Regions from separate parts of the Homo sapiens genome. Here region 2 is linked to region 1. A link is an interaction called in ENCODE POLR2A ChIA-PET data of the cell type or tissue named here. Cell type or tissue: B cell. All regions are shown on one strand.

Evidence for each region. Peaks named below come from ENCODE experiments on the same cell type or tissue, not always from the same donor. Only the 100,000 strongest peaks of a DNase experiment are listed, where the experiment ranks them.
Region 2: POLR2A ChIA-PET joins it to region 1 with 11 read pairs; 2 of 35 experiments call an interaction of 5 or more read pairs at or near these places.

What each region holds. Positions count from the first base shown.
Region 1 is chr4:39,774,358-39,782,357 of GRCh38, reverse strand. It overlaps UBE2K (ubiquitin conjugating enzyme E2 K), which reads right to left. Exons shown (of 7, transcript NM_005339.5): 5 at 7,425-7,524; 6 at 4,548-4,676; 7 at 1-3,998. The coding sequence ends at 3,924. Among named protein-coding and RNA genes, the nearest start is that of UBE2K, 80 kb to the right of the region's middle. In B cell, no CTCF peak of the experiment used is centred here; no DNase peak of the experiment used is centred here; H3K27ac peaks cover 698 bases.
Region 2 is chr4:39,608,797-39,616,796 of GRCh38, reverse strand. The region is part of intron 1 of SMIM14 (small integral membrane protein 14); the gene reads left to right. Among named protein-coding and RNA genes, the nearest start is that of SMIM14, 26 kb to the left of the region's middle. RefSeq lists enhancers at 2,823-2,872, 6,777-6,976, 7,217-7,316. In B cell, no CTCF peak of the experiment used is centred here; DNase peaks (open chromatin) are centred at 3,246 and 7,116; H3K4me3 peaks cover 1,781 bases; H3K27ac peaks cover 7,606 bases.

The sequences.
Region 1 (8,000 bases):
CATTAAATAAGTCTCTTTCCCCCCAAAGAAATAGTCTAGCTTTTATTATGATGCCTGTAAAAAGTAGGTAACAGCAAGCAGACAAGGATCGTTAACAGCACAGTGTAATGATTTCTATCCACTCACACCTATAATCAAACTGACAAACTGTGCCACACCTGATTATATATAGCAGCATGGTTGAAATAACCAAGCAAAAGGTGACACATTCAAGACTTCCATTTAGGTGATTGCAAGTTCATGAGGGTGTATCAGTCCAATGAAGCAGTAACAGAACAAATGGGACAAGGGAGATACTAACACTCCCCTACCCCTATGCCACAAGATCTTTGATCTATATTGCAGCAGTGCAAATAGAACGTGTGACATAATATGTAGACACTGAAGAAAAGTCACACTTGGGAATAAAGGCTATTTTATCAGTAAATACTTCAAGTTGCCTTCTTCCCAGTGACAGCAACTGGCTGATGGTAAGCATTTACTTTAAACTGATACTAAAAAGAATGGAAACGTAATTTTTAAATCAATGGTTTGTACCCTGGAATTGAAATTCCTTGAACTAGAAAAAGTGATTAATACAACATTTTGTAGAAGTCCATGAAATAAAGTTAACTGTAAACAGACGGCTTCCTTTTTCCTATCTAAACATTGTTTCCCTCTACATACTAGAAGGTATACCTGGCTCCAGCTGTTCCCTACCCCAATCCATCTTAAATCTTTAAAACAATAACAACAAAAATTCATAATTTCCTATTTTGCTACATAGGATTGTAAAACATTACCATACACCTACTGCACAGTTTTAAAAGCTCAAATCAGGCATACACTTATACCCAAGATCTGCTTTTCACATTGGTAAACTTATTAAGCAGCCTCAACAGTAATACAGTATGCTGCATTCTGTAGTGCATAAATAAGCAAAATCCGTTTAAACTGCCAATTCTTTCTTACAGATACTTAAAAAGAATTATTTTGCATAGTTTTATGTGCCAACAATCATAAATGTGTATTACTTCTAAAAAATGAAAAAAAAAATCAAGTCTTCCATTTCATAGATTATTCTCTTCAAAAGCAAAATACTTAGACTCCATTTATATATCCTTGAATGTGTTACGTGTTTAAGTAAATCATAGTCGTGATTCCAAACATTTCGGGGTGCCAACTCAGAGCACCTAATTCAGTACCTAGTTCCTCAAATATTTATATACCACTGAATACTTATTTGGGTCCACTAACTGCCATTCATTCATTCATTCATTCATCAGTACTGAAATACTATACAGCTAATTATTTCTTCTTTTAAAAGAGGCACATACTCAGGAAACAGGCCTGATTATAACAAAAGCCTACTGGAGCATCAGTGACTTCTAACAAATCGGCCTGCCCTAAATGGGATTTCACTGGATTTTTTTTTTAACATAATTTTTGAGGCTTTTAAAACTGACAAACGGAGCCAACTCAAAAATATTAAGAATTACAAAAATAATTTCCACCAGGGTACTTTTCCCCTAGGCCTGACCTTTTAGTGTCTTTTTGTCCAAACATATTTAAGACCAGAGGAAAAAAGCAATTGCTTTAGTTTCTATGTTTGGGTAACTAAATCTACCCACAGACAAGAGAATAACAAAAACCAAACAGTACAGTGGGAAATATACCAGAAAGGAAAAAAAAGATCATCACATTAAATGTAAATGAGGTAAATTTTTATAATAAAGAATCTTTTATGAAGAATGTCTCAAACCAAATATTGTACTTTCCAATTTCTTGGGCACTGGGGATGCTGAAGTGTAGTTAGATGAGTATATAACCCTATAGGGCTCATGTGCATAAAAATCAAAGCAGGATATAGCTGCCTCCAAGAGCATGTATGTATGTATATATGTAAAATGCTTGACCTTTAGAAACCTCTGAGCTCTCTCACCTTTGTTTAACCACAGGACAATTAAATATACCCTGATAATACAGGCAAAAAATAAACTGGGTAGATGTGTCTGATATTTTTAAACCCAAATTCTACTAATACTACCAAGTTGCCCTCCACTTAAAAAAAGTAGTTCTAACCAACACTGGAGAAAAACCATCCACATTTTCACACAATCCCACCTTACTTCAAAATATAAAGTACGAGGTTTCAGGTATTTAAAATAAATAAAGAAAAATCTTGTTTCCTTTGGCATCTTTAGAAAATAAACTACAGCAATAAAAAGAGGTGATTGTATAAAGACATGCGTAAGCAAACATATGGGGAAAAAACAGCAACTTGTGTTTAGTATGTAATAATATCAGCTATAAGAGTTTACTGTTAATTAGGAAAGCCTTACAAATTTTTGGAAGAACCTTCACATCTTTAACATTACAATATATTTAATAATGGTTCTTTTATTGCTTCTAGTATCAAGATTATTGAGAAGTCAAATGAAGTTATGCTGACGTTATGATTCAAAAATTATCTTCCAAACATTTAACGATTATAATTTAAGATAAATAACACTTAAAGAAAGCAAACCTTTTATAATATGACTTTCAATATACAGCCTTACTTTAATTCAGTCTGATTCCATTACATTTTTGTTATTTTGTATTGGTCCTAAAAATTTAAAAAGAATTGTATTTCTATATATAGAACTGCCTGCATAAATCCACTTCAACCTTCATAAAATGGTTACATTAGTGTGTGATCTTGCAAAACTAATAATTTTCAAACTTTTGAACTTAGAATGAAATGTAAATTTAATACAAATAGTCTGACTATGTACAAGAGAAGGTAAAGTTTTCAATTCTCGTATTATCAGAAACATCATAAAGAAAGCTAGATTTATAACACACTTCTATTCCTATGTGCATCTGAAGTATGTACAATAAAACACCAACACAGCTTTCATGTGTCAATAGGGGAAGTGCAAGCAAGAATGACTTGAAGTATCCAATAAAGCAATCTCTATAGACCCCAAAATCAGGCTAAAAACTGCAAACAGCTGACTGCATCCTTGCCAGTTCTCAAAGAAAAATTTCATCACTAAAAAATAGGTGTCAAATTCACTGAAAAACTAAGTTGGGTTCTTTCATTAAACCTGGGAATAATGTAACATCAAGTATTTACTATTTTTGCAAGAGAAATAAAATTGGCAGTTCCATTTTTACATTACTTAAGAAAAATTTAAGAGTGTTTGAAGAACTGGGACAAGACATTCCAAACCTACGACCTAAAAATGAAGCAAGGGATACATACTGTCCTTCAGCACATTTCCCCACCTGATACAGAGAAATTTACCATTAGAATATTAGCTGTGTGTGGCAAGGCGGGGGTGGGGGGGGTGAAGGGGGAATCAGACACTGTCCCAGTCTGTTGACAAGGACAAAAAGGCTCTGAATAGGTCACCATCTTCAATTCTGAATAAATTTCATATTTAAGAATTCTCAAATGCTTAAAATGGTGGTCTTTTCAGCTACCCATCCTAAGAAGTCAAGTACAAGCATGCAAGTAAATTCACAGGCACAGAGGATCCATGTTAAAAACAGTTAAGGTAGCTGTGATGCAACACCAACAATTTGAATGGCCCTGACACACTCAAAATATTATCTTAATTATTCAACAAAATCCTGAAGCAAACTCTTGCTAGTCTTGGTACACTGCTAAACACTAAAGTAGCATGTTTCTTCCATGGTTTTAGCTTAGCTCAGGGAATTTTTACACTATTAAGAAAAAAAATTAAAGTATTTCCCCTTTTTAAATTTACACAGACGTTTAATTAGCTTTATTTACAGAGCAGGGATTTTTTTTTTTCAGTCTCCAATGGTGCCTAGATAACATCATTAGGCAAGAATGCCAGTTTAAAAGAAATCTATGCAGAATCCTAAAAATAACAGATGTTGGTGCTCCTCAAGAAGAGGCAAGCTTGACTATATCAGCAGCTCTCTATGCCTCAGTTACTCAGAAGCAATTCTGTTGCAGTCTCTACATCCCATGATTTTGAAGACAAGGCCACTATTACTGCATTCTGTAGAGAAGAAAAGGGGACAGGAAATTAAATCTCAAGGAAACATTTAAACAATACTGAATCATTCACTCTTTATACTGGGAATTAACACCTTGTTTCTTTTCTGTAAGTTGATTTACATTTGCAGTGCATGGAAAGCTTCTAAAATCAATGACAGTAATTAGTAAAAATAAAAAAATCACTGACTTTGAAAACAGAAAATATGTTTACCAAAACTAGATTTTCTCTTATTTTCCTTTTTTTTTTTTTTTTTTTTTTTTTTGAGACAGGGTCTTGCTCTATCACCAAGGCTGGAGTGCAGTGGCATGACTATCGCTCACTGCAGCCTCGACCTCCTGGGCCCAAGGGATTCTCTCACCTCAGCCTTCAGAGTAGCTGGAATTACAGGCACTCACTACCATGTCCAGCTAATTTTTGTAGAGATGGGTTTCGCCATGTTGCCCAGGCTGCGAATTTCTCTTATTTTCTAAACCACTTTTGTCAGCCAAGAATTTGCAATAATTTAAAATCAATCAATATATCAAAATCAACATGCCCTTATGTACTTACCCTATCAAAGCCCATAGCACATAGGTTTTCTATTTTTTTGGTGTATTCTGGACTAGAAACTGGTGCTCCAGCATACACATGTGCCCAAAGTCGAGCTGTCTGTTTGAACATTTCGGGATTTTGTTTGTACTATATGGGGGGAAAAATTGATTGACATGACATTACAGTTATAATATTTGATATATTTCAGCTCTTAATCGCCTACAATCCTACTTTTCCAAATAAAACAAATCTACATTTAAAATGTGATTCACTTTGCATTATAGACAACCTATGTCACTCGAGAAAAGACCACTTAACCTGAAGCTTCGACTCACAATTTGTGTTGACAATAATAAAGACAAGTAACATTAATCTACTTTAATCTCCAAATTCAACAAATATAACTAGCAAGACTAAAATTAGGTTAAGTGAGGTATTAAGAGATGTTCCAAACACTGGAAAGCAGCAAACATTATACAACTGAACACAGATTACTAGCTTATAAAAATATGTGGACATTAGAATAATTTTTTACGATGTAACCAGCTTTTGTATTACCCACAGCCCAGGCTAGAATACAACTAGATTCTTCTGTTTTCTTACAGCTGCATTAGTGTACAGTGATTTATGGAAACCCCACATGCAAAGTCCTAACTTATTACATAACTTGAGATGATTATAAACTCACAATAGAGTAATTTTATTAAAAGACTTCCCATATGCATTGGAAAGAGGTAAATTTATCAAATACTTTGGAACCACCATTACTTAGTAAAGCAAAGTATAAATTACTAACTATTCAATTCACTTTAATATTTCTTTTAAAAGTAATTTATATATTTAAATCTATTACATATTAAAACGATAAATCTAGTTTCTACCACTTATTCATCACAAGGAAATAAGTCAAATTATTGAACTATTTTAGGAGCTAAAAGAAACCCTTGAGTCCAACCTCAACGTGTAAGGCTTAGAGCTCAATAGGAAAGCAAAGCTGGAACACAAGCCATGCTTATAACAACAAATATGAACAAATAGCACATATATAAAACATGGAAAACCCTAATTGGAAGTACTCTGAGACAAATAACAGAATATATTGACAAGGATATATACATATATACATAAACAGATCTTCAAGGGAAAAGAAGAAAGATAATATATAAATTAAAATCTTATAGGTTAAAGAAGTTTGCCAAGAGGAAGTTTCCTCAGGCAGAGGAAATATGGTAGATTGGATACAATATGTAAAAATGAATGCAATGCTTGAAAAAGCATGAGTTTGAAGAAAACAAGAATTTAGGAAATAAAGCAGAGTTCAGATCATGGAAAAACTCTGCAAACTAAAGAATCTGGACTCAAGTAGATGACAGTAGAGCTACGAACAAGTTTTTGTTAGTGAAGTAAGATTTGCACTTTATAAAGCTACCTGATAGCAATGTAGAAGATGGAGAAAGGAAGAAAGAGGTTGAGAAAAGGAGATCTATCAGAGCAGTTGAAAAGAAACAATTTTTTAAAAGTGACCTATGGCAATCAGAGTAATTATGTAAATATAGTGACAGAATGATACAGGGAATGGTTATCAACAGGAGCAAAGGAGACACAGAGAAAAACTCCAAAGGCTGTGACTTGGGTGGTTAACCATATGAATGTTCCTTGGATACCTGAATGTAACACTGCCAAAACTGAATGCAGTATCATAAATCCTACAAACCTATCATTCTATGATACCATCACCTACCAATTTAGTTAAACACCAGGCTCTCGTGCTTAGGAGAGAGGGCAAGCCTAAACATTTTATCAATGTACAGGTACTAACATCAGTACAGATATGATCATCCAAGTGTGAGTGTGTACAGAAAGTAAAGGTAACAAGGTCAGAACTGAGGAACTACATTTAAGAAAGACGAGTAAGAAGGGAAATAATTGTGGGAACTAACAAAGAACAGCTATGAAGTGAGGAAGAAAAGAGGGTAATATCTTAGAAGTCAAGAGAAGAAAAACTTTCTAAGTTTAAAAAAAAAAATGTCCATTATATTCCAATGGCTTAGAGTAGGTGTTGGCAAATTTGTTTTTTGAGACAGGGTCCCGTTCTGTCACCCAGGCTGGAGTGCAATGGTGTGATCTCAGCTCACTGCAACCTCTGCCACCCAGGTTCAAGCGATTCTCCCACTTCAGCCTCTCAGGTAGCTGGGACTACAGGTGTGTGCCACCACGCCAGGCTAGTTTTGTGTTTTTAGTACAGACAGGATTTCACCACGTTGGTCAGGCTGGTCTGGAACTCCTGACCTCAAGTGATCCACCACCCACCTCAGCCTCCCAGAGTGCTGGGATTACATGCATGAGCCAACACACCTGGCCAGCAAACTGTTTCTTAACAGGTCAGATACTAATAACTTAGGTCCAGTCTCCGTTGTAACTAATAAACTCAGCCACTGTAGCTAGAAAGCGAAATGAAAAATATTTATTCTGTTCAACAAATTACAAGGTCATTGGAAACTGTGCCATGTCACATAAGTCCCATGATAGGAGGTGATTAAAATTATTAGCAGGGAGGGATCATCACTGAAAGGAAGGATAAAAAGATGGACACATACACGAGCATTAATCATAGAATCTAGATGGTAGGAATATGGGTGTTCACTATGTAATTCTTTTGACTTTATGTGTTTGAAAATACTCATGTTAGGAAAACAGCATCTATATCCAATTAAACTAGGATGTTAAAAGTCTATTTTCACTATTACACCTGACAAAATAATCCTACCACAAGAAAGAAAACCATTTCAAAATTTAGTTTCAATAGAGTATGCTCATGTGTTAATGTGCAAACCACTGAAGTGGCTAGAGACTCATACATAATATAAGAAAGTCTTTCAAAAGCGGCCATCTTACCTGATTTGCTACTACAGCATCCTGTGGATCATCTGGCTCTGCAGCTGCCAATAGTGCTTGCAATGACAATAATACCGTGCGGAGAGTCATTGCAGCTGCCCTAAAATGCAAAACATGAAAATATCCCAATTAAGAGGGCTCTGCAGGCAAAAGCAAAGTATTTTCTTAATAAAAATTAAAAAATTGTAGAGCTAAAAGTTACTTAGATCTTTATCTTAATTATATAGTTAAGTCATAGACATTTATAATTATGTATCTGCCTATCATATATTTTCTTCCTTACTTTACAATTTGCCTATTTCTTTTTTCTTTTTTTCCCCTGAGACGGAGTCTGGCTCTGTCGCCCAGGCTGGAGTGCAGTGGTATAGTCTCGGTTCACTGCAAGCTCCGCCTCCCGGGTTCACGCCATTCTCCTGCCTCAGCCTTCAGAGTAGCTGAGACTACAGGGGCCCGCCTTAACGCCCAGCTAATTTTTTGTATTTTTTTTTTTAGTAGAGACGGGGTTTCACAGTGTTAGCCAGGATGGTCTCGATCTCCTGACCTCGTAATCCGCCCGCCTTGGCCTCCCAATGTGCT
Region 2 (8,000 bases), 170 kb after region 1:
CCAGGGATTGGCAAAAAGAGTAGAGAGGTTTCAAAGGGTACATATTTTTATACTACAGCCTTGAGAAAAATAAGGAAAAAATCCAGTTGCAGTAATTCTGGGTCCTTAGAATCCTGCTTTTCTTTTTTCTTTTTCTTTTCTTTTTTTTTTTTTTTAAATGTAAGGAATGGATTGGAAGATGTATAGAGAAGATAAGCTCACAGTCAGGTTACACTATTCTGTTACGTTTTGATGTGGGTACCAGGGAGGATTAACTTAAAAAGGAAAGGAAAAGAACTTTCCAAATCATGCTTTCAGTTTATGTCTGTTAGCACAATGGAGTCTGAGAAGCAAGAGTCAGAAACTCCCAAGTTATAAAATGTGGCCAGGCGCGGTGGCTCACTCCTGTAATCCCAGCACTTTGGGAGGCTGAGGGAGCAGGTCACTAGAGGCCGGGAGTTTGAGACCAGCCTGGCCAACATGGTGAAACTCCGTCTTTACTAAAAATACAAAAATTAGCCAGGTATGGTGGCACACGCCTGTGTTCCCAATTACTTGGGAGGCTGAGGCAGGAGAATTGCTTGAACCCAGGAGGTGGAGGTTGCAGTGAGCCAAGATGGCGACACTGCACTCCAGCCTGGGTGACAGAGTGAGTCTCAGCCTCAAAAATAACAACAACAACAACAAAATTGGGAATATTTAACCCTTTTCAGGGATGTCCCTTCCTTGTTTTCAGTGGAATAGCCTAGCAGAATAAGCCAAATCTACTATAGAGATACTATTAGCAAGAGGCCAGTTTTGCTAGCTATACCATGTTACTACATAGTATGTTTCATTGCTTGAATGTACCATAGCTTTAATTACTAACATTTGGGTTCTTTATAGTTTTTTAAATTTTCAGTAATCCACAATTCAGACAGTCCCTTAGGACAGAGTGATAGAAATATAATTCTTAAGGATACAAGCTTTGTAAAAACACTTTTTATTATAGGTTTAAAAAATATACACAAAAGTAGGCTCAACAGTTTTCAGTTACCCATGATCCAGTTTCAATGGTCTTTAACTCCTGGCCAGTCTTGTTTCATTGATCCACATCCAGTTTTTTAGTTTATTTTTTTAAAATATCATTTTTTTAGAGCAGTTTTAGGTTCACAGGAAAATTGAGAAGAAAGTATAGAGTTCTCATATATCCCCTGCCCCCACACATGCATAGCTTCCCTACTATCCGACACCAGAGTGTTAAACTTTGTTATATAGTCAACGAACCTAACATTGAAAAGTCATTGTTACCTAAAGTCCATAGTTTACATTAGGGTTCACTCTTGGTATTGTACATCCTATGGGGTTTGACAAATGTATAATGACATGTATCTACCACTGTAGTAGTATACAGAATTGTTTCACTGCCCTAAAAATCCCCCCATTCATTTATTTATTTTTTAAAGTTCTTTTGGACTTGACATTTTTTAAGTAAATATTTTTATTTTGGGATAAATTTAGACTTACAGAAAAGTTGCAAAGGTAATACAAAGTTACAGTATACTCCTCACCCCGCTTCCCTTAATATTAATATCTTACATTCGGGCCGGAGGTCGTGGCTCACGCCTGTAATCCCAACACTTCGGGAGGCCAAGGTGGGAGGATCACTTGAGCCCAGGAGTTCAAGATCAGCCTGGGCAACACAGCAAGACCCTGTCTCTATAAATAAATTAAAAAAAAAACATTTTAGAGACTCTATCGGCTATTTTAACTCCCTCTGTCTCTTAGAGACTTGCATGAGCTGGAGTGTTTAAGGTTCTAACAGCAATGATAAATTGGTTAACAGCACTGGAAAATTCCCTCACCACATATAGCAACAGTATGACTCAACTGAGTTATTACTGCCAATCCCTACCAGGAAAGGTTGTATTAGTTGTAGAGGAGAGAAAATGACCTGGACCTGCAGAATAAGGGGAATTGCTTTTTGCCTTCCCAACATTCATGTTCTTTCACTGCTTTTCTGTGCTAAGAATTGTTTGAGAGCTTCAGACATGTTTGTTTATTTTGCCCTTAATGCTACATAGAAAGTCACTTATAAACCATGTTGCTTAATATATACCTGGAGTCAGATTGCTATCACAAAAATGGGAAAATGCTGACATATAAATTAAATGACTATTATGGAAATATAAAAATATTTTTAAAAAGTAGCATAGGGGCCGGGTGCAGTGGTTTACGCCTGTAATCCCAGCACTTTGGGAGGTTGAGGCAGGCAGATCACCTGAGGTTGAGAGTTCAAGACCAGCCTACCCAACATGGTGGAACTCCATCTCTACTAAAAATACAGAAAATTAGCCGGGCGTGGTGGCACACACCTGTAATCCCAGCTACTCTGGAGCTGAGGCAGGAGAATCGCTTGAACCTGGGAGGTGGAGGTTGCAGGGAGCCGAGATTGTGCCACTGCACTCCACCTTGGGCAACAAGAACAAAACTCTGTCTCAAAAAAAAAAAAAGTAGCATAGGAACTCCCCAGAACCTATAACCCAACTTCAATAATTATCAACTTATTGTCCGTTTTATTTCATCTATGCCTATGTTTGCTTCCCTTACTGCTCCTCGATTATTTTGAATTTTCTTTTTTTTTTTTTTTTTTGTAATGGAGTTTCGCTCTTGTTGCCCAGGCTGGAGTGCAATGGTGCCATCTCGGCTCACTACAACCCTCCCAGGTTCAAGCAATTCTGCTTCAGCCTCCCAAGCAGCTGGGATTACAGCCGTGCACCACCATGCCCAGCAAATTTTTGTATTTTTAGTAGAGACTGGGTTTCACACCATATTGGCCACACTGGTCTCAAACTCCTAACCTCAGGTGATCTACCCACCTCGGCCTCCCAAAATGCTGAGATTACAAGCATGAGCCCACCGTGCCTGGCTATTTTGAATTTTGTTAGTAAACTATTTATGTTTTCATGACTTAGACCTTTGTGACCTGTTGCACATTTTTGAGAAACAAGTCTTGAAGCTGCTTGTCCTCAAGGATCAAGCCCCCCGTGACTTTGGTATTAGCATTGTTCTCTAACATTAGCGATATATATCGGGGAGATGAACAAGTCAATGAAACATACAAGATGAAACTTTGTTTTAAATTACTTTCTATCAAAGACCTCATTGAGGCAGATGTACTAAAATTCTGATTCAGTAAAACTGTTCTGTCTTGCCTAGGATAGAGCAGCTTCTTAATGTCTCTGGAGACCAAGGGATTTAAATGTGCGGTGGGACTGGTTAAGTTTTTTTCTTCTAGTGCCTAGCTGCTGGTTTGTGTTGACACTTGTTCTTGGGTCCTCACCAAAAGAGAACTGTGTTCATTCTATTTTCAAAAAAACCCCCAGTGATTTTAAAATGGAAACTGTTAACTGAAAACGGAGTAGTACTTAAAACAGCTCAAGTGTACAGGAAGAAAGTTCCACAGAAGTGTAGCACTATTGAGGAATGTCCTATTTATAAATATACTTTCTCATTTTACTGGAGGCTAATTAAGACTGAAGTATAATTTAAAATTCTGGTTGATTTACTTGTTCCTGGCACATATAGATGTAGAGAAAATAAACATTGTCAAGAATTCAGTAAATATTTATTCTATGAGTGCTGTGGCTAAGCAATATAGGTGGTGTTCAGAGATGATGATGACTAAGATTTCTGCCCTCCAGAAGCTCTGTTTTTTTTAGGGGTGGTGGTGGAGTCTGATTTTGTTGATTTAATGAATTAAAAAGAGATTTTAAAATAGCCATGTTTTACAATTTTGATGGATAATACATTGATAAAAACAAGTCTCCCTTTCTTTATAAAAGCCAATGTGCTTGTGCTTTCTTAAATTTCTGTGTTCAGAGGCTACAGAGGTGGTCATTTCTGTATTTAATTTCTTTTATAAAAATCTTAGTAAAAGGCCATGCTTGTTGGTTCATGCCAATAATCCCAGCACTTTGGGAGGCCAAGGCAGGTGGAGTTCTTAACCTCAAGAGTTCAGGACCAACCTGGGCAAATGGCAAAACCTCGTCTCTACCAAAAATACAAAAATTAGCCAGGCATGATGGCAGGTGCCTGCAGTCCCAGCTACTGGGGAAGCTGAAGTGGAAGGATTGCTGGAGCCTGGCAAGTCGAGGCTGCAGTGAGCCATGATTGTGCCACTGCACTCCAGCCTTGGTGACACAGTGAGACCCTGTCTCAAATTTTTAAAAAATAAGAAAATCTTAGTAAAATATCTTTTCATTTTAACCAACACAGTATTGGCCTGGGGGGATACACGTCAGGAGTAAGGAAGGATGGACTAGTATTTCATTTTAACCAACACAGTATTGACCTGGGGGGATATACATCGGGACTAAGGAAGGATGGACCAGTATCTGTAGTTAACACTTGCTTATATCCAGACCAGCATAGCGCATGTGTGTAATCCCAGCTACTTGGGAGGCTGAGGCGGGAGAATTGCTTGAACCTGGGAGGTAGAGGTTGCAGTGAGCCGAGATCACACCATTGCACTCCAACTGGGGTAACGAGTGCAACTCCATCTAAAGAAAGAAAAAACAAAAAAAGAAAAGACAGTTGAGAAACAGGAATTTACTGGTGAACTTTACATATAAGGGTAGGTTATATTTACTTTCAGAGTTTTCTGTGTTGCATATGTACAATCAGTTCTCTAATGTGAAAGCTAATCACCCTTTTTTTTTTTTAAAGGTGTTGACAGAGTGGCCTCAGACAAAACTGTGAAGTAGAGTTTGCATATGGTGTTGCTTACCTTCTGGAAAGTGAGCCTCTCCAGCTCAGGCCGCATCTCCATCTCCCTTTCCAATTCTCACCTCCCCTTCTCCCCTTAGCTCAGGCAAGCAGATCTAGAAGGATATTAGATGGAAAGGTTTGCCCTGTTTACAGCTTGATTTCATCTCAATATATGTTGGTTGGTTCACCAAATCACCATGTAGAAATCTACCTTATTCTTTCTAACAGCTGTATAGGATCTCATGTACTCATTGTATCATTTAATTGGAACAACACTGATAAATACTTTGCATTACTTTTTTCTTTGCTGTTACAGTATTCCAGTAAACATGCTGTACAGAAATTTTGCATACTTGTTTGAATATGAATATTCAAATTAACCAGGATGAATTATTATTATTATTTTTAGATGGAGTCTTGCTCTGTTGCCCAGGCTGGGCAATCTCGGCTCACTATAACCTCCACCTCCTGGGTTCAAGCGATTCTCCTGTGTCAGCCTCCTGAGTAGCTAGGATTACAGGTGCATACCACCATTCCTGGCTAATTGTTTTTTTTTTTTTTTTGAGATGGAGTCTTGCTCGGTTGCTCAGGCTGGAGTGAATTAGTGCTATCTTGGGTCACTGCAACCTCCACCCCCCGAGTTCAAGCAATTCTCCTGCCTCAGCCTCCTGAGTAGCTGGGATTACGGGTACCTGCCACCATGCCCAGCTAATTTTTGTATTTTTAGTAGAGACGGGGTTTGGCCATGTTGGCCAGGCTGGTCTCGAACTCCTGACCTCAGGTGATCTGCCTGCCTTGGCCTCCCAAAGTGCTGGGATTATAGGCGTGAGCCACCGTGTCTGGCTGGATGAATTAATTTTACCAATCTCCTGATAGGTATAAGATTGTTTTGATTTACACTTCCATTTTTTATTTGCTTATTGGTTCTGTATTTTCCTGTGAATGTAATCTTCGCTCACTTTTCTTCTAGGTTGCCATTTTCATACTGATTTTTTCAGAGTTCTCTGTAAATTAAGGAAACTAGCCCTGATATTGCACATGGTTTTTCAAGTTTGTTGTATTTTCATTTTATGGTGTATTTTTGGTTTTATAGAAACTTTTATTGGTTTTGGTTGTTAAAATTATTGGTCCTTTCCTTCATGGTTTCTTGGACTTATATTCTATATGTATCCCAGTCATCTTCTTGTAGTTATGTATGTGTGCCTTTTTAAAATTAAAATTTATATTTTAGAAGTCTTAATGCATAAATACATACTCATAAGAAATGTAAAAATTGACAACGAAACTCTAGTCCCTAAAATTTTATTCTCTTCCCCAGAGCTATTCACATATTAAGTCTGTTGTATGTTCTTTCAGTTTTTTTTTTTTTTTTAAGAGACCAGGTCTAGTTCTGTCACTCAGGCTAGAGTGCAGTGGTGTGATCATAGCTCACTATGGTCTCAATCTCCTGGGCTCAAGCGATCCCCCTACTTCAGCCTCCAGAGTAGTTAGAACTACAGGTACACGCCACCACACCCAGCTAATTAAAAAAAATTTTTGTGTGTGGAGATGGGGTCTTGCTATATTGCTCAGGCTTCCAGTGCTTTATGTATGTGTCACAGTTTACTTTAAAAAAAAAGACAATCACCCTGCCATTTATTAAATAATCCATGATTTTAAATGGCACCTTTTGCATATTTTCAATTTCAGTAAAATCATGGGTCAATTTGTGGATACTGTGTTCTAATCTGTTGCTGTAGTTGACTAATTTTATGTGTGACTTCATTTTTAAAAGTTAAATTGGACCAGGCGCGGTGGCTCACACCTGTAATTTCAGCACTTTGGGAGGCTGAGGAGGGAGGATCACTTGAGCTCAAGAGTTCAAGACCAGCCTGGGCAACATAGGGAGACCCCGTCTTTACAGAAAATTTAAAACTAGCAAGATGGGGTGTGTACCTGTGGTCCCAGCTACTTGGAAGGCTGAGAGGGAAGGATCACTTGAGCCTGGGAGGTTGAGGCTGCAGTGAGGTGTGTTCGCGCCACTGCACTCCCACCTGGGTGACAGAGCCAGACACTGTCTCAAAATTAAAAGTTAAATCACTCATGCGTCTAGAATTTATTTTGGCATAAGGAATGAGAATAGGGAGGGAGCTAACACCATTTATGAAATAATTTGTCTTCCTTCCAGTGATTCAATATGCTGTCATTAAAATATCATTCTCCAAGGAGCCCCGCCGTTGTCGCTGATCTGTTGAAAGAGCATTTTAACTAGGTTCCCTCTACCTACTGTGGCTTCCCTTTTCTCAGTTTTCTATCGTGCAGCTGAGGTGGTCTTTTTAGAACACACCAGGATGAAAGCACATTGCTTCACATTGTTCTTCACATTGCTCTTGGGGTAACGACCTAATCATGAACATAGCCGGAAAGACCCTTTGTGGCATGACTCCCTCTGACCTCTCCTGTGTCATTTTAAACCACTTTGCTATCCAGATTCTAGCACAGTGTGGCTTTCTTTCAGTTCCTCCAACATGTCATACTCTTACTCATAAAGGACCTTTGTACTTCTTTTCCCTTTGTGTCTAGAATGCCCTCAACCCCCAAGTCTCACACCTTCTACTTCTACCTCTCCCTAATGTATTTAACTCATTCCTTCACTCTCAACTTCTAGTTAATTTCTTCAGTAAAATCTTCCCTGACTCTCCGGATGAGTTTAGAACATGTATATGCTCTCTAGGCACCATTTATGTAACAGCTTTTTTGAGATATGATTTACATACCATACAATGCACCCGTTTAAAATGTACAATACAGGCCGGGCACGGTGGCTTATGCCTCTAATCCCAGCACTTTGGGAGGCCAAGGCGGGCGGATCGCTAGGTCAGGAGTTCGAGACCATCCTGGCTAACATGGTGAAACACTATCTCTACTAAAAAAAAATACAAAAAATTAGCCGGGCATGGTGGCACGCGCCTGTAGTCCTAGCTAGTCTGGAGGCTGAGGCAGGAGAATGGCTTGAATTCGGGAGGTGGAGGTTTCAGTGAGCCGAGATCATGACACTGCACTCCAGCCAGGGTGACAGAGCAAGACTCCATCTCAAAACAATACATAAAATAAAATAAAATGTACATTACAGTGTCTTTTAGTATATTCACAGAGTTGTGTGATTATCACCATAGAACAGTTTTTTCAGCCCCCCTGAAAGATCCTATACACATTAGCAGTCACTCCCTATTTCCCCTGCAAACTTCCCAGCTCTAGGCAACCAGAGTGATTGTTTTTAATGGGGTAAAATA